3 separate regions of the Homo sapiens genome follow, and all the other regions are linked to region 3. The links are chromatin loops, found by intact Hi-C in ENCODE. Cell type or tissue: OCI-LY7. All regions are shown on one strand.

The links. A loop is a pair of places that touch in the nucleus more often than their neighbours do. Peaks named below come from ENCODE experiments on the same cell type or tissue, not always from the same donor. Only the 100,000 strongest peaks of a DNase experiment are listed, where the experiment ranks them.
Region 1: a loop joins it to region 3, with 9 times the contacts of the local background. A loop is called at or near these places in 3 of 110 quality-filtered maps.
Region 2: it touches region 3 in a loop (6-fold over the local background); 62 of 110 quality-filtered maps call a loop at or near these places.

What each region holds. Positions count from the first base shown.
Region 1 is chr7:70,233,427-70,241,426 of GRCh38, reverse strand. The region is part of intron 4 of AUTS2 (activator of transcription and developmental regulator AUTS2); the gene reads right to left. Among named protein-coding and RNA genes, the nearest start is that of AUTS2, 640 kb to the right of the region's middle. RefSeq lists enhancers at 2,790-2,869, 3,190-3,359, 3,380-3,489, 2,798-4,182. In OCI-LY7, no CTCF peak of the experiment used is centred here; a DNase peak (open chromatin) is centred at 3,106; H3K4me3 peaks cover 1,023 bases; H3K27ac peaks cover 1,893 bases.
Region 2 is chr7:70,036,334-70,044,333 of GRCh38, reverse strand. All of the region lies in intron 2 of AUTS2 (activator of transcription and developmental regulator AUTS2), which reads right to left. Among named protein-coding and RNA genes, the nearest start is that of AUTS2, 440 kb to the right of the region's middle. In OCI-LY7, CTCF peaks have their summits at 1,683 (motif pointing left), 2,973, 3,181 (motif pointing right), 7,566 and 1 weaker place; a DNase peak (open chromatin) is centred at 3,173.
Region 3 is chr7:70,694,526-70,702,525 of GRCh38, reverse strand. It overlaps AUTS2 (activator of transcription and developmental regulator AUTS2), which reads right to left. Exons shown (of 19, transcript NM_015570.4): 6 at 3,906-3,957. LOC107986709 (a long non-coding RNA gene) reads left to right here and starts at 5,870. Exons shown (of 2, transcript XR_001744947.2): 1 at 5,870-5,997; 2 at 6,244-6,691. RefSeq lists an enhancer at 1,598-2,565 and silencers at 7,021-7,090, 7,251-7,380, 7,711-7,890, 7,991-8,000. In OCI-LY7, CTCF peaks have their summits at 3,887 and 4,102; DNase peaks (open chromatin) are centred at 1,745, 4,125, 6,605, 7,835 and 2 weaker places; H3K4me3 peaks cover 2,464 bases; H3K27ac peaks cover 1,135 bases.

The DNA.
Region 1 (8,000 bases), 460 kb after region 3:
ATAGCTACAGCATATGGGGCTAAAATTAAAATCTTTTATATTGACTCCTCTTAGATAAGGCATAGAGTGAGTTTTAAAACAAAGGCAAGTATGTAATGTTAAGGCAATGAATTTCCTTAAAGAAAATCAAAACGATTTGTGTTATTTTTCCCATTATACACTCTTACCCTATTATTGTGGCCTGGAATCTTAGGTACAAATCATAATGAATATGACAAATGTGTACCACAGGGAACCAATGTTGATAATGATATCATTTGGGATAGAGGAGTCTATGTCTCAATCAGATTTCAGGCAGGACCATGAATCCGCTTTGTAATTAAGACCTAGAGGAGGCCAAAAAGCTGACTGGGAAGGCTTCCCAATTGCTCAAGCTTCATAAGACACCACTGACTTCATGGATTCTCCAGCACTTGGGGATGGAGTTCCTTGTTAGATATGTCCAAACAACAAGGACCTAATCTTGGAGTCAGACCACCTTACTGTTGTTATTCAAAACCCGAAGTGGATACAGTCCTGGAGTTGCTTTCTTCTAAGCATAAGATTTGATTTCTGACTTGTGGTGGTGAGTGAAAAGGAAATATAAATTGGAAATCATTTCATTGAAACTTTTTTACTATAAACACTTTGTAGGCTTAAACTAAAAGAAAACTGTAATCTCCCATAAACCCATGAATTAAAGGAGGATGCTGTGTTTTCTATGCATACAGACATTTATTTTCTTAAATTACCATATTGCACATGCTATATTAAACTAGAGGATCACATGTTCAATGCCAAAAATGGCATGCAAGCCTTGAGCAGACCAACTGAATAAAGGGCTAGAGATGGGGACACAAAGGGCCAAAACCAACATAAAGAAGAATGGTTTCTGGAAAGATGTTAGTAATACTAGACCGGAGTCAGGAGGGAGCATAGCAAGAGTCCCTAGGCCTCACTCTGTATTTAATTCATTCCTTCTGCCCTTAAGATTATAAGTGTACTACCATCATTTACCCAGCTCCTTCCATATGCCAGGCACTTTACAAAATCCCCATGAAAACCACATATGTATTATCAAACACCATTTTACAATCAAGAAAACTCAGACTCAAAGAGTTGAGAAACTCTTAAGAGTGGTTCAGGGAATATTCACAACCAGATGTGTCTGACATCAAAGTCAAAGCTACTAGTTACCAGGTTACATCAATTGTAGCCAGGGCTCTGAAAGAGGCACCATATTGAACCCAGCTGTGTTGCATTAAATCTCCTTCTATAGCCTACCACCTGTGCTCCTTGGCTACCGGGGCTGGGAGATTCTGGTTGCTAGGCTCATTGCTTAGTAGGAATGTCACGCTAGCCAGCTCAGGCAACCTCTAAGAACTACACCAGTCCCCAGTCATATCTCCTCCTTATTCTGCACTCACATCTCTGATTATAATATTCAGTGAGTCACTGATCCCATCTGGCCCAATGATTCCTTACCTACCGTTACTTAAACCACAGGACCTCTAAATATTCATGTGCTTATGCCGTACTTTCCCGATCGGCAATAGGAGTGGGACTCAATTTTCTTAGTATCTCCTCCATTCTTATGTACATTGCCTTACAGAGAGTAGGTGTGCAATAAATGCAATTAATTTTTCAAGAATTCCAAGTGGTATGATTCATGGAATGAACCTTACCACCTCTCCTTAAAAATTAGGTTGCAGGGGCCGGGTATGGTGGCTCACGCCTGTAATCCCAACACTTTGGGAGTCCCAGGTGGGCAGATCACCTGAGGTCAGGAGTTCAAGACCAGCCTGGCCAACATGGGGAAACCCTGTCTCTACTAAAAATACAAAATTAGCCAGGCATGGTGGTGGGTGCCTGTAATTTCAGCTACTCAGGAGGCTTAGGCAGGAGAATCCCTTGAACTCCGGAGGTAGAGGTTGCAGTGAGCCAAGATCGCACCATTGCACTCCAGCCTGGGCAAAAAGAGGGAAACTCTGTCTCAAAAACAAAACAAAAAAAATTAGGTTGCAGGGCTGGCTCTGCATGAATTCATATGGTAGGGGAGGAGAAAGGTAGAAGGGGTTAAAAATTAATCAATTAATTCTGATTTTCTAAACTAAAGAAAAGAACTGAAAAATCATCTTCTCAAAAGACATATGATGGGCCAGAGTAGGTAGTAGGGCCTGGGAAAGGAAGCAGCCAGAGAGACCTGATGTGGCCTGCCCCAAGACATGGGGGCTGGAGAAGATACTGGGGAGGCAGAGGGTTTGTAAAACATTTTTGTAAATTTTGTAGTTCATAAAATTATGGAGGAGAGGCTCTGATTGTTTAGGGATAAATCAGGAGCCCAGAAGAAGGAAAAGTGGAGGAGTCTGATGATTAAAGGACATCAAATAGTATCTGCTCAACGAAACTATCTGCTCAGGCATCTCTATTACATCGGTAACTGCCTCCCTCCTGCCAAGTTACCTCACAACCAATAAGAGCTCTATTGCTCAAAGCAAATACTTAATTAGGGAGTTCTACTAATTGATAAACTGACATCTGTCTGATCAGGCCTATAACCACACACAAACAAGTGCATGTACACACACACACACAAACACACATACACAGAAACACATCTCTCTGATGATGAGTGCACGCATATCTTGTTTCTCTGGAGCTCAGAAGTAATATAAATAAGGTGGGGGATTGTAAGAGAAAAGCTAAGAAGAGGAGGAAAATGACAATTTGTATTTACTAATAACATGCAATAAATCTTAGTCCTCCTACAGTTAAAAAAAAAACACTAATAATAAACTCAGAGGGGGTACTGTCTATAGGCAAGGAGGAGACATAAAATGTAAAGCATGATACAGTGGTGCTCAAAGTAGCCTGCTGAAAGCATCTGACTCCTTGGACAGGAAAGGGAGACTGGTGAGATCTAGAGAACTCTTAAAGTTAGAGAGAGGACTTGCTAAGCTAAAAGAGGAAAGTAAATAAGAAGGGAGGGAGCAGGCAGTCCACGATCTAAGAGGGGCAGCCACATGACAGATGCACAGGGCAGTAGAGGAAATGACAGCATTAGTGTTGGTCCTGTCAAAAGGCCTTGCCGGCAAAGCTAAAGCGGACAGCACTAAAATCCCCTCTGCTCACTAGGCCTGCTGGAGACATAATGAAACACAATACTGTTGGGGGTGGCCCCTGGGTAACATTTTCACTTCTACATTCCATTTTCAGTTTAGGTCGAGATTTTTAAGAAGACAGCAAGCAGCACTCGAGTCCCAGGTGACAAGATCTGCTCAGATTTAGTCTTTGAATGTTGCAAATTAAATTCCCTCATCAGGCCTCTAATCACTCTTACCAGATGGGGCTTGTGCTCAATTTTGGATCCACAGGAAATTTAATGGTTATTGTTTCTGTTTAAATAGGAGATTATTGCATTTTAATAAGTTCTCTTTGGGACTTGCAGCAACAATAGAGCACTATGAATTACTGTAGATAGCTGTTACTGCATGCTGGGGAAAAATCAAGTTACTAAGTGTGACAAGTTGCTTTTTCTTCCCTTCCAGCAATCGCTCCGAGTGTATTTACCACCAAATTAAGTATGTGCCGAGGGGATAATATTTTTATCCTGCCGAGGGGGAGAAGGAGCTTGTCTGTGGATTTTCATTAAAATGACACATCTGTTCAGCAATTTCACAAAGTAATTCTGCTGAAAGTTTTATCAGCTAATTTTAATTATTCACTCCAGTGGGTTGAATACAGGATTCATCATGTTGAATTAATACATTTGACGGGAATTTCACAAAGAGGGGGAGAAAAAGCAATCAACAAATTGAATTGTCATGCATTATGGATTAAATTGAGATTCTTTAATTAGGATAAGCCTGAGATTTGGTATTTTGAAGGTATTAGAAAGCTTAGCAATACAGTGGTAAAGATTAAGAAAATGCAATTAAATATTACACTTTGGACACAGCCAGGATATCATATGAGTAGAAGAGTCCTTTTTAGCAGAATGGTTAATAGTGTCAGTTTCTAGAATTGCTCAGTGGTGGAACTGCGGCCATGCCAATGAGAGACAGCTGCTGTTTGTTTACCACAGATGAATTAAAGGTAATTGTATTTTAAAAGACTGGAAGCTGACTCTCTTTAAACTACAATGAGATAATTGTGGCAGTGACAATGAACAAATAACTAGGAGATGCAAGGTTCAAGTTCTGGCCCTGCCATCACTACTTACATATGAGACTTTGAAAAATGCAATATTTTTTATTGAGCACCTATTACATGGAGACACTGTATTAGACAAGCAGGAATCAACAGTGAACAAGAAAGTCCCCTGCCCAAGGGAGGTCTAGAGTCTAGTGCAAGACTCCTCTCTGAGGGCTCAGTCTTTGTATCTAAATAACAAAGGGGCTGGATCTGATGAGTGTGCAAAGTCTGTTCCACATCTGACATTCTACACAAATTGCAATAAATAATTGTATTGAGCTTACTTTACGAAGGCAGTAAGTGGTAAGCAGGGAGATTAAACAGAGTAGTACAGAGAACACCAAGTAACAATTATTATTCTAGAGGCCCCCTCTCCCATGCATGCTGGCTTGGGTGATGAGTCTACATACACAGCATCCATAATGCTTTCTGCCAAAGTGGGATGGCAATGAGGGGGAAGGAGCACCATGTGTACTGGACAGAGAAAATAACAACGAGGAGTGGAATGCATTAAAAAGTGCATCAGGTGAGCCCCTAGCACTTGCCAAAAATTGTTTAGACTTGTAAAACTAAACAGAAGCTAAAAGTGGAAAAAGAAACAATTTTCACTGAAGATATCAAATACTTGCTGACAGAGGGGATACAGCTACCAGTCTGTGGGAAATAGTCTGAGATCCATTTCGGCTTTAGTTCCTAAATCGGCAATATACACATACAGATGAAGACCATGAACATTATAAGAGGAAGAAAAAGTACTTTTTATTGAGAAGACAGTATTAACCTAGCTTATCAAAAAGGTTGAAAATTGCTTTTTAGTTCCCCCCAAAATGTTCATTCACTCCATTTCCACCTGGCACAGTAGGTCACATATACTCACCAATGAAACTGTACATGCCATCACACTAGAAGAATCACAAATACTGTACTATCTCATTAGAGATATAAACAAATGAAATTATATTTTTGAATACCCAAAAGAAAACAACAAAACTATAAATTAAATTCATGGCTAATATGCCCATGTTTTAAAATTTTCTAGAAATTTTTCTAGTCATCTGTGTTCATTCATTCATTCAATAATACTTACTGAGTTTCGCTATGTACCACACACCACTCTGGATACTGGGGAGAAAGTGGTGAGTATGGCACATACCTCACTTTCAGGGACCTGACATTCTAGTCTGGGTTGGTGGTGAAGAATATAAAATGTTATATCGAATAGTGATAAGTGCTAAGAAAATACAGGGTCAAGGTAAAGAATAGTGAATAATATGAGTACAGTTTTACAGAGGGTGGTCAAAGAGGGCCCCTGTGAAGACAGGACATCTGAGTAGATGGGAGCCCAAGGTGGGCGGACCACGAGGTCAGGAGTTCGAGACAAGCCTGGCCAACACAGTGAAATCACGTCCCCCGTCTCTACTAAAAACACAAAAAATTAGCCCGGCATGGTGGTGGGTGCCCGTACTCCCAGCTACATGGTGGGCTGAGGCAGGAGAATCACTTGAACCTGGGAGGCAGAGGTTGGAGTGAGCCGAAATCATACCATTGCACTCCAGCCCAGGCAACAGTGTGAGACTCTGTCTCAAAAAAAAAAAGAAAAGAAAAGAAAAAAGAAAAACACAGGGGTGGAAGATAGGTATCCTGCTTTCATATCTATCAAGAGAAGCAGAGCATCCACCTAAAAACAGATAGTACGTATTTTAGTTATTACGTGATAATAAAGGTAGTATAGGAAAGAAAACAGTGTTGCAGCCTATAAGCCCCTCCCGGCTGGTGACACAACCAACATGCACACAATAAGCTTAAAACAACTTTAGGTTGGGTGGGGTGGCTCACACTTGTAATCTCAGCACTTTGGAAGGACAAGGCTGGAGGATCACTTGAGGCCCGGAGTTCAAGACCAGCCTGGGCAATATAGTCAGATCCTGTCTCCACACATTTTTTTTTTTTTAATTAGCCATGGGTGGTAGCATGTGACTACAGTCCCAGCTAATCAGGAGGCTGAAGCAGAAGGACCACTTGAGCCCAGGAGTTCCAGGTTACAGTGAGCTATGATCTTGCCAACACACTCTAGGCTGGGTGAGACAGTGAGACTCCATCTCTAAAATAAGAATTATAAAAATAATAGCTTCATATGTCAACACATTCACCAATGCTGAGGCCGATTTCCTCCAAATCATTTTAGTATATTAAACCGTTATAATACATGGATTTTGAGGAAAGTCCTTCAATTATTAACAGTAGCTAGTGAATCTTTTATGTGAATATTTTCGCAACCATGAGGAGAGAACACCAAGCTTTTGCTTCCCCACCACTGCTCCACTGGAATAAGCCCATCTCATTAAGGACATTACCTGCCCTGCCATAGGACGGTGAGCAGCTTCCAGCCTCTGCCTCTGTTTTTCCCAAATTACTCGGTGAAGATCAATATTCCAGGTGTGAAGATCCCAGGACAAGCAGTAAAGATGTGAAGAGGTTTCCATTCACGGGATTCAACGTTTAGGCCTCCATTAGCACAACAACATTCAAAGGACCACCACCCAAATAGCCCAATACAAATAGCCAAATACAAATTGGGGTGTGGGCTGTTGAATCAGAGGTCCAGGTTACAAGCTCAGTTTAAGGAGATAGGAGGAGTTTATCTTTAAAGGGGGAAAGAGACCAAAAGAGGCTCAGTCTCCTCATCTGTAAACCAAGGATAAAAATACCACAGAGCCGTTAAGACAGCAACTGAGAAAATACACATAAAAACAACTGGCATAGCACCTGGTACACACATAAACATGCAATAAATGTTTGCAATTATTACTATTTGGTAGAGGAATGAAAAAGTGTAAAAGGAAACATATCTCACAGGGGAAAAGAAAATACTGAGAGAAGAGTTGAGAAACTTTTCATAAGGAAGTGAAGAGAAACGTGAATGACAATCAATGAACGCCAGTTCTAAAAAAATTAAATAATCCCAAGACCTAAAAAATCTTGGCATATGCTTTATCCCATTTAGTATCCATACTGGGGTCTAAATAAATATGATATAATACATTAATATATTAATATATGTTAGTTACCATATAATAATGATCAAAGTATCAGAAAAGCACAGCCTATGAGAAGCGCAAATATCTATGGCTTCTGATCCACAAATATGACTTAAATGCCCACAGCTTGGTTAGAATTCATACCAATAAAACCATGACATCACAAGATGGTATTCAGGTGTGATGACTTCAGCCATGAGCTTTGTTTTCTCTTTTAGTTTGATCACTTCAAAAGCACATACATCCTCCACATGATCAACCTTTGGACAATGATCTCACTCTGTATGACAATCAGGAAAGGTGAAATTGCAGACACTGAGCAAATTTAACCCTTGCGGTAAAGCCAGTATAGGGCTGTAACGCCACTTATTTCATGCCCGATTTATTTCAAGCCTTCTGCATCTTGGGCATCTCTTTACCAGCAATGGGAAATTCCGCTTTGGTGATTCTTATGGTCTTCTCTCCATAGTCTAAAACCTGATTAGGACCCTACGGGGATAATGTTAGCATCAAAAAAGAAGAAAAGAAAGTCCACCAAAAATTAGACGCTGTTTGACTGTGTGAAAGTAGAGATGAAAGGTATACTGTGTTAATGGAAAAATATACATCAGATAAAAGCCAAGGGATTAAGTTAAATTTGACAAATGTATCTGCCCGCAATTCCATTTCTAAACGCAGCAGACCTGGAGTCATAGTCACAATTATGTGAGGTCCATTAAGCAATTCCTTTCCCTCCCATTCTCCTTGTGTCTTTCACAACTACTGTTATCCATCAGAAATCTCGACAAT
Region 2 (8,000 bases), 660 kb after region 3:
AACACAGCAAAGAATTATAGCACATAAACTGAGGTTACATAAACACTGTAATAAAATTCAGGGCTTGATTTATGGAAGCAGCCTGTCTCATGCTTACTTCTACAGAGAGCTGTGGCTCAGCCTGGAGGACCTGCACCTGGAAACCAGCACACCAGTCCCAACACCTCTCCAGCGGCAGGAGGAGGGGCTGTGCTGGGAGCTGTTGTGCCTTCCAGTCAATGGCCTGTGGATGGGCATGAGAGGAAAGGAGGGAGGGCTGGCTAAAAACACCACACGCCAATACTCCTTCTTTTAAAGATGGAAATAATGAGATTTCACTTATGCACTCATAGCTCCAGTCTAGAGAGGGCTCTCCACCCCTACTCCCACCCTTCAACTCATATCACCACCAAGAGAATACATAGAGCAGTGAAATGCAAAGGGGAGGCCGGGCCCAGTGGCTCACGCCTGTAATCCCAGCACTTTGGGAGGCTGAGATGGGCGGATCACCTGAGATCGGGAGTCCGAGAGCAGCCTGACCAACATAGAGAAACCCTGTCTCTACTGAAAATACAAAATTAGACGCACGTGGTGGCGCATGTCTGTAATCCCAGCTACTCGGGAGGCTGAGGCAGGAGAATTGCTTGAACTCAGGAGGTGGAGGTTGTGGTAAGCCAAGATTGCGCCATTGCACTCCAGCCTGGGCAACAAGAGTGAAACACTGACCAAAAATAAAAAAAAAAAAAAAAGGAAGGAAGGAAGGAAGGAAGGAAGGAAGGAAGGAAGGAAGGAAGGAAGGAAGGAAGGGAGGGAAGGAGGCAAGGAGGGAGGGAGAGAAGGAAATGCAAACGGGAGAGAGCATTTAGTACCAAATCCAATGCATTCAGAAAATGAAGGAGCTTCAAAATTTGCAAAGAAAACATTGTCTGTTCTTCATAAAATATAATTGTAAAAGGAGAAGCAGCCTTATGAAATCTGTGTCATAATTATGTCCAACGTTTCTGTATTATTCAAGGGAGAGGAGGGGAGGGGAGGGCAAAGCTCACAGAGATAAGTCTTACAATATGACCCTGGCATTTTTATTAAATAAAGCTAATTCTATCTTCCAAAAGGATGTTTTATTGTTATGTGCAGCAAAGAGGCGAGCTTGGCTATGGACCTGCCCCATTTATGCATAATGACATCAGAGGTCATTGATAATTTCCTTCCAAGTCAGCCTTGGGAATAGTCAGGAAAGGTTCTTTAAATTTTATTTTTGCAAGTTAATTTGATAAATCTATAGTTCAACAGACTGTCATGAAACATTTTAAGCTCTGCAAGGTTTTTTTTTTTTTTTTAGTGAGTGTGCCCTTCTGCTTATAGCTCTACTTTTACATATAAAATAATTCCAAAATGTGTCAGATAATTAGACTGGGCCGTGAGAATGCTGAAATCATATTGTTGCAATATGTCTCCAAGCAAAATACTGGCTGAACTCTATAAGAAGCATGTAGGTTTCTATCAGCTGGTTTATTAGGCTCACCTCACAGCAAATGTGCAACTGGAAAGAACCACAAGACCTCAAATAAACAGCTTCATGTCTGAGTCAGTGACCTTTTACAAGCATTCATAAAGACTTCATGCAGAATAGAGAGGTGTCACTGGTGACCCTGGGCTAAAACAGATTCTCCCGAAGAAAGTTCCAGAATAAGATTGTGAAATAGAACTAAACAGTGCCATCTGGTGCAAGAAAAACAGGGAAAAATATTAGCTATAGGACGACGAGGCAGTGCCTTACTTTAAACCTCTATTCATACTAGAACTTGCTTTACTTTTTTTCAGAGAAAGGTTCCAGTATTTAATGCACAATTTTTTTACACATTTAAAATAATGAGGAAAAAATTGGAAACAGTATTACTAAGTTTTCCATCAACCTAAACCATCAGCAATTAAGCTACACAAACTTAAAAACCATTATCACTCCTGGCTCCAGTTTTGATAGGCTCTGCCTCATCTGTTTCAACAGGAACCTTGAAAATCTCATTATCAATTTTTTTATCCTTTGAATTCCTCTTTAGTTTAGCAAACTATTTCAATATGTATCTCCTCTATTCCTCTTTTCCTCCAAGAAATAATGCTGTTCAAGTAAGATTGTTCTAATAATTATAATTTATGCTCAATTTTTTTTTGGGGGGTGGGTGGGGGTGCAGATTGGCTTCTTGCAATGTGTAATGCTTTACTGAAAACTTATTATCTAGGCATTCCAGTAACTCTTACCCACTTTCCAATAACACACACAATGAAATGAATGAATGAATGAAACAGCAACTCCACCAACAACTTACAAGGAGGCCATTAAGTTAATTTTAATAAGCCATTTCTAACAGAAAATTACAACTCTGATAATTCCATAAATACTTTATAATCCAGTTATTTGGAGAATCCAATAAAATTTTCCAGGTTACCAAAATTGATAATAGTTTATAAGAAAACAAAATAAAACTAGCAAAAAAAGATAATAAAACTGGGGTATCTGGGAATGAAAATATTACCTTCACTGTTATCATATTCAAAGACAAGTTTTCTAGATTCCTTTACAAAATAATTATCCATTCCCCAAGCTATTTCTGATTATAGAATCACAGAATCTTAGGGGCAGAAAAGGCTCAGATAAGATTTTAAACCCAGAAGGTAATAAATCAACTTCATTGTTTTAAAAAAGGCAAACACATATACATACATACCCAAGAGTGTCTGCTTTTATTTTTCCTCCCATAATGGAAGTAAATGATGCAATAAATCCTTTGAGTATACAGATAAGCTAAGATGAAACATCCCTTGCTGGCAGGCTTTGTGCTTCAAGTCTTATACTGTGAATTACTATCAATGAAACTACTGGAATTCATGTGAATTTCACAGTTCATTCTTATCATTAGTACAGAGAGGGAGAGAAATTTGTAAGCATGGGGATGAAACAGGGATCCTAATGAAAACACATAATCAAGTCTATATTCCACTAGTTCAGGATAACTAGAGACATATTGTAAAATGAATTGAATGCATGGTAAAGAAGAACAAAAATACTAAAATTAGTATATTTTATGGATAATATTTTTTTAAGAGAGTATGAAGTTTTTGTATTCCCTTTTCCACAAACTCCTTGCATTTAAAAGCCACATAGGAAGTTTTCCTCTTCAGTAGCCTGTAGATGGTGCTACTAAACTGTTTTTCTTTTGCCTGAAAATTCTTGCAGTTTTATCACTAGAGGAAGCTAATTTATATTATTTCACTCCTTGTAAAGTTTGGAAGGGTGTGTGGGAATTACCCTATTTTCTCATTGGTCACTCTATACTTACACATGGATCACTTTCTTAGAAAATGGATGTGTTAAAGAAATCCCATGTAAACTTAATGTTTACAATCAAGTTAGTATAGATATCTACTGGATGAAATAATTGTTGAGGTATAAAAAGCCATGGGGACCAACCCATCTTGTGTATCTCCACTTCCAGACACAGACATTTAACAGCTGAGCAAAGAATTAATCCAGAGCACAGAAATGGCGCCCCAGGGTAACCTGCAGTGGCTTCAGGACCTTTAACCTCCATTAGAGAGTATCCACCCCACCAATCCCACCAGTTTGCCCAACAAAGCAAATCATGTCCACACAGCATGCCATGTTGTTGTCCTAAGTCTTTCTGCAGAGAATACAGCCAGAGAGGTTCCTGGGTGGTCCCACGGTCACAAAGCTCCTTGGTGGCAGAAGGAATTAGATCTTAGCTGTACCACCAAGCCAACATGCCCTAATAGGCCAGTGAAACCTCCCTGTAAAAACATGCAATTCCTTTGTAAAATGGCTATTACTTAAAGATATATGTTTTGAACATCATATACTGCATTTCAGTAAAGCAAACTGTATCTGTAGTATATTAATTTAAACATCGTCTTCTTAGTATGATTTACTTGTGCTCCAAAGCAGTAAGACCACTTTTTAAAATTAATACTTTTTTCAGAGCAGTTTTAGGTTCATAGAAAAACTGGGCAGAAAGTACAGAGTTCCCATGTACTTCCTGTCCCTACACATGGACAATCTCCCTATCAGCATTCCCCACAGGACTGGTACATAGTTACAATGGATGAGTCTAGACTGACACATCATTATCACAACTTTCATAGTTTACATTAGGGTTTACTCTTGGTGCTGTACATTCTATGGGTTTGGTCGTACGTAAAATTATATGTACCCACTGTAATACAGAGTCACTGCCCTAAAAATCCTCTCCACTCTGCCTATCCATTCCTCCCTCTCCCCAACTCCTAGCAACCACTGATCATTTTTTCTGTCTCCATAATTTTGTCTTTTCATAAAGTTGGATGTTTGTTTCTCTGCAGCCTCATGCTCCCCACTGCCTAAATTTAAATAGGTTCTACTGTGAGCTCCTTGAGAGAAGAGATGATGTTTGAATGAATGTATGTTTCTCTGTACCCAGCAAGACTGGATTTAGTACTTAGCATGCACTGAATGAAAATCAGTAAATTATTATGCTGAATTAGGTCAAATCAATACCTCAAATAATCAATTATCCCTCGTATCACTGTCATGTGAAATATACAACAAATTAATTTGAACGTTTTTAAACCACAGGACATTTTTACCAGTAAGAACTGGGAAAAATCTCGTTAAATAATTTTACTATTAAGAACCATGGCCCAAGCGCAGTAGCTCAGGCCGGGTGCAATGATTCACACCTGTAATCCCAGCAATTTGGAAGGCCAAGGCAGGGATCACCTGAGGTCAGGAGTTGGAGACCAGCCTGGCCAACATGGCAAAACCCCATCTCTACTAAAAATACAAAAATTAGTCAGGCGCCTGTAATCCCAGCTACTAGGGAGGCTGAGGCAGGAGAACTGCTGGAACCCAGGGGGCAGAGGTTGCAGTGAGCCAAGATCGCGCCACTGCACTTGAGCCTGGGCAACAGAGCAAGACTGCATCTTGGGGAGAAAAAACAACAACAACAACAACAAAAACCCAAACTGAACCATGATCAGAAGACCTTAATCTGAAGAACCGGTAGTGAATTGTAAAAATTTGTTTCAGTATTTGCTTTTAGAATATGGATCCCCTTTGTAATTAAGCCCCATTATAACTAAGTTAAATAAAGGTGATCTAAACAATGCTGACAATAGGTAAAATTCGTGGGTTGCTTACCAGGCAGGAGTCACTGTGCTGGGGACTTTTCATATATATTATTACCAATTTTTACAATAATTGTAAGGTTTGTGGGTCTTATAACTCCTCTTGAAAAATAAGAAACCTGGCCAGGTGTGGTGACTCACACCTGTAATCCCAGCATTTTGGGAGGCCAAGGCAGGTGGATCACCTGAGGCCACAAGCTCGAGACCAGCCTGACCAACACAGTGAAACTCCGTCTCTACTAAAAATACAAAAACTAGCCGGGCATGATGGTGGGCACCTGTAGTCCCAGTTACCTGGGAGGCTGAGACAGGAGAATTGTTTGAACCCGGGAGGCAGAGGTTACCGTGAGCTGAGATCGCACTCCAGCGCGACAGGGTGAGACTCCGTTTCAAAAATAATAATAATAATAATTAGAAACCCAGGGCTCAGGAAAGTGATGCCACTTTCCCAAACTCACATGGCTTTTTAAGAGATGGAGCTTGAATTGGGTCTATTTCATAGCAAAGCCAGTGGTTTGAGCTCTCTACTGTGTAAACTCCTAAACCAAGGCCATTTATGATAAATGGTGGCAGGATTTTTATTATAAACATGTACCCATGCAAATTTCCTATAACTCTGAGATATATTCTTCTACATTTAAACAATAAAAATAATCTATTTTTAAAAGCCTAATTTGCGTAGTTAGGTAAGAGTGTTTAATGAGAGGGTATAAGGTATAAATCACCAGTCAACGTTTCTCTGCCTATGACCAGTTATGCCCAGCTCAAGAGATCCAGTTTTGAAACCGTGTGGGCAGCAACTCTTATGGATGTGTTTATCAAAGTTTTACAGTTCTCTCTTTGGAAACCCAGAAAGTTATCAGAAAATAAAATATACTCTATTCCCTCCTTCATTTGTAAACAATGTAAATGCTGGAAGGATGTGATGAAGAAAGTTCCCAGGTACTTTGAAATGCTTGGTTTCCAAGTTGAAGGGAGGCTATGCTGCAAGTAAGCTCCACATTGCTGCCAGAGCCTACGGGTTCTCAACACTACCTCCACTCTCCCTCACCGCAGTCCATTTCCACACTCACCTGTCAAAACCACTCTGTCAATGCCATTGGTCAGGACATATCCTTCTCTACCCACTGCCTCATTCCTGCTTTCCTAGTTTCATCTCTCACTACTCTTTCACTTGGCTCTTGTGTAAATGAAATCAAGGTGGAAAGGGCGGGGGGCGGGGTATCAAAGGATATTTATAGGTTAAGTTCTCGAAAGCAGAAGTCATACTTTATATATTTTTAATACCTAACATTTATTAGGTGCTTAATATCTGCCAGGTTTTATACTCAACATTTTACATGTAATATATTATTTAATCCTATAATAACAACAAGAAGTGGACGCTACTATCATCATTACACAGATGAGAAAACTGAGACATGTCCAGGAAGTGGCAGAGCAGGGTACAGACCCATACAGTCTAACTCAATTACCGTATTTTTAGTCATCACATAAAAATGCCTCCAGATGTTCTCAATTTGGGCTAAAAGAAGAGTAGTGAGTATCCAGCTCACAATTTGTAAAAGAACAGAGCATTATAACTACCAAAAAATTATATAAAAAATTTTTAATTGTCCACATTTTAAAATATTTTTAAATAAAATTATTAATACATTTTATTGTGGATATTTAAGGTGTACAACATGATGTTGTTATCAGGTACATATATATAGTAAAAGGTTACTATAGGAAAACAAGTGAACATATCCATGATCTCACAGTTACTTACTTTTCCTGCCTGTGGCAAGAGCAGCTATAACCTACTCACTCAGCAAAAATCCTGAATACAGTACATTGTGATTCACTATAGTCCTCATGTTGTACAGATATTCAGACTTCTTCATCCTATATATCTGCTACTTTGTATCCATTGACTCAAATCTCCACATTTCCTTCCTCCAAACCCAATCCTAGTAACCACTGTTTTATTCTCTCTCTGTATTTTTATCCTATTTTTTAGATTCTACATATGTGAAATCATGCAATTTTTTTTTCATGTCTGACTTATTTTACTTAGCATAATGTCCTCCAGGCTCACCCACGTTGTGGCAGATGGCAGGAGTTCCTCCTTGTGAAAAGCTGCATAATATTCCATTATAGATTGTATAAATATAATTATTTTTTTAAAACACCTGTCAAATATTTACCAGGACTGAGTTCAAAATGACCTTCCAAAGGTACATGGCTTGTTTACAGAATTAGATTACAGTTTTACAAGGAAAGAACCTGTTGCCTTTTGCATCCTTTGTCCCTCTACATCCCCACCAAATGGCAAGAAAGTGTTACTTACAATGAACACTCTTGGTAGGTGATTTAACTGATTGGCAAAAGAATTAGCTCAGTGCCTGCACAGCCAGTGACATCAGTTTTGGTGTCTTCGGAATTCCTGCTGGCAGAGGCCTTCTCTTTTAACTCTTCTGTAATTCCTAGCCCTCCAGAGCCACAGACCCACAGGCCCAAGGCACATCTGCTATCTGAAGGTCTCTGGATAGCTGTTATTTCTGCTCTTACAGCATTTCAAGGACCAAAGGACTGTGGAGAAGAAGAGGTGAGCAAATGCAGTGAAGAAGCAGCTAGAATCCCAGTGGGGCAGAGAGAGGAGAAACAAGGTGGGAAACTAGGAAACCAAGGCTTCTCCTATGATAGAAACAATATTAAACCACGGGACAGCCCCTACCCAGCCTAAAAGAGTATTCACTTTAGGTGTAATACACTATTCTGTGTTAAGATTAATGTAAAACAAAACTGTACTTTCTAAAAGAGATCAGCTTTTAATTGTTCTAGCCAAGTCAAGTATGATTCCC
Region 3 (8,000 bases):
GAGTACCCAGTTCTGCAATTTGAGACAAAGTTGAAGGAAAGAGAAGGGGTGAGAAAGTCACGGGGTAAAATACACCACTGTGCCCCTCTCACCGTCTATCTATGAGTTGTCTTGACTTGTCATCGTCTATCTGTGACTTGTCTTGGTTACGGGCTAAATCCTGGGAAGGAGGGCTCTGAACCAAGAAGGGAGAGCAATTCAGGGATTTTTCTCTTCCCCTAACCTAGACCACAGCCACATGCCAGGACTGGCATCCTATAAACAGAGGGCTCCACAGAACTCCTGACGCCTGACTAGTGTTGTCCTTCCTCCCAGACAGGCTTCCCTTCTTTTCTTTCCTCCTCAAGCAGCTCTGCTCTGGAGCAATCCAAGAGTTTTAGGAAAGATTCATTATCTTGGCAGGATAATTGTGTGCAGCAAAGAACTCATTTTCTGCACTTTTGTCTACAGACCAAACTGGTGACACCAGCAAGGATCTACAGTAGGCAAGAGAGGATAATAAATACTAGCCATGTTGAATAGACTGAAAGTTCCTTTATAGAATAAATACCCCAGAATTTGGGGTACAGGTCCTGTTGCTCCTATAGCATTTCAATCAACTAAATAGGGTTACTAAGTCTCTCTCTGTGCCTCTGTCTCAGTGGGAAAATTAATTTTTTCTTTGGCAGATGGTTGAATCACAAAGACAGAAGGATTCATAAAATTCACATGAACATCCTGTAAACATTTAAACACATAAAGATTAAATATGGCAACTATGACCTTGATTAAAGTTAAACTGTTTTTTTGTGTCTACAACGCTAAGCCCTGCTCAATGCCACACCCCTTTCGAAATGCTCAGTCCTCATTAGGCATGTTGTGTGTACATGCAAGCATGTGCTGTTTGATTAACTTGTTTTAAAGCAGGAAATAAAAGGCAGGAGAAGAAAACGACCATTCGGAACACCTAAACACAAAAATCTCTATGAAACTGGATGGCATCTATAACACAGGGAAAGTCAAAATAAAATCGATGAACAAACGTGATATAAAATATACTCACTGTATCCACTCTGTTTCAACCCCTGCCCCTTCCCAATTAATTGTTTTATCCCCACCAGAGATGTTGGCCCTGGAATAGGTTTTGTTATGATTGAAAATCTTGACCTAAAGAGGGTAAATGACTTATTCAAGCTCACAAGCTGACTGATGGGCCTCGAGCCACGGCCCCTGCTGCCTCTGCCTGAGCTTCATCTCCGCACTGTGCAGCCCAACATCAGGGCTGCGCCCCCCCAACCCCCACCACAATCAGCTTGTGAGATTAGCACTGCCCTCCCACGGTGAAATTTTATGGACCAAATCTGCCTGCCACCAGGCTCAGCAGCATAATCTCACCAGCAGCTTAAAGCCACACTCCTCTAAGGCCAGAATACTACCAGTCTCTTGAGAGGGAGAAGTGATGTGTAACTTAAACATCTGGAGGTGGAGGGATACACGTGTCAGCTCCCCTGCACTCTGGTTAGATTGTCCCATAAGCTGGGGCTTTGAAGATTTCCCCAGTTGTGTTTGTTACCTGGTGTAAATTTGCCCTTTCTTATGATGCTTTTTATTGCTCTTGGCTAAAGATACTGGACAAAGATAGGAGACCTGACTTTCAGGCAGGCAGGCCGCCTTGCAGGAAAACTTGAACTTGATGTGCATGAAGCTGACAGTTCCTTGAAGGCCTTGTCAGCCATTCATCCTGTAAACACTGCCACTACCCGGAGTAAAAACAGACCCAAAACCACAAGCCTATAAGGAGACTCTGCACCTGTCCTGAAGCAATTATTGACATTATCGCTACACAATGAATCCCTTTTTGAAGTTGTTTTCCTGATATTTAGCAGTTTGAATACTAATCCCCTTAACAAAACTGTCCCCGATGCTTTCCCCCTCCACACCCCCCTTAATCTCTTTCTCCCCAGGGAGGAAAGGGGGTGCGGGATACCAGTCAGTCTACTTTGCACCACCTGGATTCGCACTGATTCCGTCTCTTGTCATTCATGTTACCAACAGGAATTAGCATAAGGCATTAAGGGGAAACTCTGGAGGAGAAAAGAAAGGCCATTTTGATGGAAATAAGGGGCAAAGGAATAATCTGCCATCAACTAAAATGCTTATTTGTGTATGGTTTCCCAAGCAAAGCTTAGAAAAAGCCTATGTTGATTTTAGTGTACACAAAGAAACCTTAATCCTTTCAAGGCAACTAAATCACCCCTAGAAAAGCAGCTCAGAAGAAAGGCACCCTGTCAGGGGGAGGGCTATTCACAACCAAATAGATGCCACAAATCACACTCTGTAAGTAAACAAAAATAAGAATGTGGGAAACGTTTGATTGGAAAAGGAAAAAAAGGGGGGGAAAGAACCAGAGGGAAGAGGCAGAGGCGAGCTGTTCATCCGCCCTGAAGACAATCTTTCAGGGCAGTGGCGGCCAGAGTGCAGGTCTTGGAGCCAACTCTTATTCTAGGGCCTGATCCCAGAAAGGGGAAATACATTCCAAAGCTTTCAGTAGCAAATCAGCAGAAGACAGACACAGTCACATGTGGCAGAGGTCCTGGGGGGCTGCAGAAACGAAGAAGCCCTGCCTTTGGTGACCTGCCCTCTACCCCAGTCTCCCTCTCCCATCACCCTCCTTTCTCACAAGGAAACGCCAAGTGGTAGACAATTGTGCATTTTTACACACGAGTACTGTATGCTATGAATGGCACACATCTTCTTTTATTGGGCTTTTAGCATTATGGATAACACATTTATACAAACTTTCAGTCCATCAGAAAATATGATGAAATATAAAACTGGAATACTCCATTATGCAATAAAAAAAGATAAAATTCAATATGACAGTAATTCTGGGAGTAACGGCAATCACATACACCTCAAGGGAACTCTAAACATAATGTACTATTTAAAATTGCAATTGGTTCAAATTCTAAAATAATCTGGGAGCTCAAAATAACTGCACTTGGAAATGTCTTACTAACCAGCTAGCAAAAATGCTAGCCAAGGCAACTACAGAAGGCTGAAATGGTCTCAAATTTCACTTTGTGAAGGCCCAAGTCTGTTCAAGTGCTACCAAGTGTCGCCCATGTAACCCAGAAAGAGATTATCACAGAAAGCACATCTTTACTTAGCAATTATCATGCCAGCCCCTAAATCAGGCTCGACAGTGGAAAGGGGAAGATTAAATAGTTTATATGGTTTGTCCCTTTCAAATTACACACCTTTCAGAGCCAGTGATTACAGACTCCCCTAAATTTCCTTATTTCCAACGATACTGCTAACAAATGAAAGCTGCGCAGAAACCTACTGGCAATGATTTAAGGTTAGTTTTCCCTTAATGTACTGCTATATCATTAGCCTCTCTTACTCTAGATCGTGGTTTGGAAGAAATTAATGGGATAGTGCATATTTAAATTCTGCCCTCTCGCTCGTTTATTAACTTTACAGAAAGCCCACAGCAGAGTAAGGCTTGGTTTATGACCATAATACTGTGAATTCTAAACATCCATTGATTACTGGAGTCTGCAATGCACATCAGCTATTTATATTTCTCCTATTGCTGGGTAGTTGATAAGTAACAATAAAGTTCAGGCATTTTGAGAACTATTCTTCTCGAGTACAGCTTTCTATATTAAAGTCACATAGTAGTAGTGATTAGTCAAATCAGTTTAAATAGGGACTCAATGTATTCTTTTAAAATAAACTGGTTGTTAATGTTAATGCATCACAAAGTATGCAGACTTCCATCTCAAGCAAAAACATGAAACATCAACAGTAGCTTCAGAATTATAAGAGAAAGATCACTCTAGCTCTTCTTTCTTCCTAGGCAATGACAATGAAACTAACATAAAAATAAGCCATTACTCAGGAGAATGAATGGGTCTTACCTTTGTTTACAATAACAGTGTTGAAGAGTTTTTCAGAGCTGGCATCTGATGCCTGAAAAACAAGAAGGGGGAAAAAAGCATTATTATTGTCATTAATATTGTCATCACCATCAACATTCCCATTATTTTAAATCAGTTGACTACATTTTACGAAAGCCTAGCAGGGAAGCAGCAATGTCCCCAAATCATCCATAAGGTGGTGCTAGTTGACTGCTTGAGAGAGACCTGCAGTGCAGCTATTTGCTGGGGGGAAAAAAATCTGATTTTAAAAATGTGTCCTTATTAGACACATTATCTGTGCAAAACATATTTCTATGAGATGATACACAAAGCAATTCAGCTCATTCACATAATGATTTTGCAATTTCGTTGACAGATCATTATTTTGGAAATGTTATGTTTTTCGTGGTATTTGCAGACATGCCAATTTTTCAATTTTCTTTCACAAATCAGAAATGCCTATTATTTAATGCTAAGCTTTTCCTCACTAAAAAGTGTAAGCCAACACTGCCAGAAATTAATTTTTTTTTAAGATTCATCTGATGACTCCAAGATCCCTGTCCCTTGCAGTAACCAAACGACCTTGGTGTTCAAAAAGATGCAAGCCGGCCTGCCCCAAAATCCGACCACTATGCATGCCACCAGCATTATTTCCTTTCCATTTTCTAGAGAACATGTCTGCTAATTATTACAGTGGCTTGAGGAAGGTGAAATAAGCCTGTTTAAACAGTAAAACTAAAGCCAATTTAAATTATACACTAATGTTCTGGAAAATAAACATGGAAGTCGGTTTGAAGGAAAATGCTGTAATGTTTCAGCACTGAATATTTCTAGAACTTGAAAAAATAAAAATTAAGCATCTCCACTACATAACGTGAGGATATATCTGCATTTAAAGTTATAATGGCCAAGCTATATTTGTGCTGTTTTCACTACATAACCCTCATGAGAAATCACTCATCTTTCACACTTGATACACAGAGATGCATATTCTGAGAAAGCAAAAGCCTAGAATGTTGAATAAATATGGAAAAAGGAAATATAGGAAATGGGGGGGGGGAATTCTGAAGTGCAGCATATTTTGACTCTGGGGCTAGCTTTTAGGGACAAAGAGGATATTCAATTTAGTCTTTCCATGTAATACTGACAAAGATGAAATATTCCTGTGTACATCTGGGGGACATGTTCTAGTTCTCAATGCAAGTGATATAGAAAGACAAAATATTTGTATTAAGACTGTTTTTTGCTTTATTTTAATTCTAACATTACTTTTATGGGGGTGTCCATATGATTAACCAATCCAGAAACAATGAATGTATGTGCAAAACGAACATTGAAGTGCATACATTTATACATGCAGTTTAACATAAACCCTAGATAGATTTTTTCCTATTTTGCAGGAATAATGAAAAATACAGAGGGCCTTCCTGACATCTTAAACTATATATAACAGTACCTTTACATAAAAACAAACTGCCAAAAAAAAATGTTAATGGGAGAGAAACAAGTCATACCTAGATCAAGAATAGTGAGTTATAAAGCCAAAAATTGCATGATGATGCTACACTGAAATATTAAGTGAGATTTCTAGGACTGTGAGTTTCCCAGCTAAAAACTCGAGATATGTGTATTTTACCATCCTTTCATGAAAAAGTGTTTCTTAGAACGGGTTGGAATTCTTTTTGAATGTAAATTCATGTTAAATTCATGGCTTACAAAATTAATGAACTGATAGAAGGGGAAAAAAAAGCCTGTTTATTAAAGTGTTTTACCAAACTGACATAACCTTTGAAAATTCTGGGATTACCTATTAAAGTGACTCTAATTGGCCCCAAGAAATGTAAAAACAAATTACTGTCTCTGAATGCAAAAAGCATAAACAGGGAAAGTAAATGGTTCCTGACCAAGTTTTTATTTGCACTTAGTGTGTGTGTGTGTGTGTGTGTTCGAGTGAAAAGGACAGAAGCTGTGGGTGAACAGGCCTTTTGCTTCTGCCACCTTTGTCAGCTCCACATGGGATTCTCAGACAGACACTTACGTGATCCTCATGTCTGAACCAAACTTGAGGATGCCATTATTATGATGCCGATCAGTAAGTTATTAAGGAAGTAAGTCTGACCGGATATTCAGAGAGGCTTAGGAGTGTATCTTCGACTAAAAGCTTTCTAAGCCCTTACTTGGCTGATACAAGTCACAGGGCTGGACACCATGCCTCTTGCAACTGGGAAAGGGGGTGTCTCAGAAAGGCCTCCCCAGAAAAACACCCAAAAGATGACGACTGCAATGGGGCTCTGGCTGACCGTGAAAACATTCTGGATCCCTTCTCTCTCCTATCCAGGTGGTTACAACTGTGGCCGGCCACTGTCCTAACAAGTCAGAAGAGAGATTCTTTGCCAAAATCTTCAGGGGAAACGACACGAGTACCCTTTGCTTTTCCTCAACGAACTTTCCTTCTACTTAGGGTTTTAGGGCATTTGTACAAATGATTTGTTCCTTGGGTCTGAATCTTGGGGATGTTTATCATTTTCGTTGCTTTCAGAAAATAGTCTGCATTTCCTTCTATTACCTGGACCATTTTCCTGGCTTTTTAAAAAAAATTATTATTCAAATGGAAAAGCGGCGAGCCCAGAATGAGCCGACGAATTGAGCTCTTCCTTCTCTCGAACACGGGGGCACCTCTACCCGCTACAGACTTGAAGATTTTACTCACTTCCTTTCATCCCCTCGCTCGGTTTTGGAGGGTAGGGGCATGAAGTGGTTGAATCTAAAACTGACAGAAAACCAAAGCTCTCTTTTGGCTGCTTTTTATTTAAGGGAAGGGGGAATATGTTTTTTTGTTTTTTTGGATGTAAAAAAAATATTGCTAGAAGCCGTAGTTGGCGTTTAAAGGAAAGTTAAGTAAGTGAAACAGATTGGAGGCGGGAACGCGGAGAATAAGGAAAACTTATAAAAAGCCGTGCGTGCAGACGGGGTGGGACCCAGCGATTCCTGCTTCAGGCCCACCCTCACTCCCTTCGGACGCAGACCCCGGGGGCCGCCCTCCGCACCCGCACAGGCGAGAAGGGGGGCTTTCGAACAACAAAACAGAAACCTCCTGGAAACTTAAGCGCGAGTTCTTTCTCCCGCTGCCGAACCCGAGCCCAGATCTCCTTTCGCCTCCCTTGGCACCGGGTGCGGGCCGGGATCCCGACCTCCGCGCTGGGGAAGCGCGACCCCAGGAGCGGGCAGCGCCACGCTAGGGCCCCCAGCTCAAGCGGACGCAGGCCCCGGCCCCCTCCTCACATCGGAGCTTGGCGGCGAACGCCAGGCCCTCCCGGGCACGACCGCGCAGCTCCGGCCGAGCCCGGCCGGCCGAGGGAGGAAAGTACAAAGGCGGGCGACAGGGCCGCAGAGGGGGGAGGAAAGAAGGGAGGAGGGGTAGCGAAGGGGCGCTTGGGCGCGCCAGACGGGAGAAGCCCGCCCCTGCCACCCCTGCCCGCCGGCCCGGCCGCCGCAACAAAAGACCCCCGATCCGGCCGCCTCCCTTCCGACCGCGAGAGGTAGGCAAGCGAGCCGCGCCCCGGGGGCTTCATTACCTGGTTGCAAAGGGTTAAACGGTCCGGTCAGCCCCAAGTTCATGGTTTGGTTCTTTAGCAGGGCTCCCGAAGGGCGATCGTCAAAGACCAGGGGGGAAACCACCAAAACACACGAAGAGAAAACGCCCAACTCTCGACCCGGCTCTGTCCACAAGAGTCTCTGGGCTCCTTCCTCGCCAAAGTCCGAGAGCGGAGGCGCCGAACCAGATCCGAACCGGGCAACAGCTTCGGGGCGACCGAGAGCCGGCGCCGCGCGCACACATCCAGCGCGGCCGAGGCCCCGGGCGGCGGGAGGAGCGCGCCCGCCGAGATCGCCCGGCCCGCGCTCGCCACTGTCTCCCCGCCGCTCCTGCGGCGCGCGGGGCCGCGCTGGCGCGGCGGGGGCTAACAAGGCGCGTCCCGGGCCGGCCGGCGGGAGGGCGAGGCGGAGAAGAGCGGCCTGAGCCGCCGCCGCGGCGCGCGGAGCTAAGAGCGAGGCGGCGGCGGCGGCGACAGGACAAAGGAGACCATGTGCGGAGGG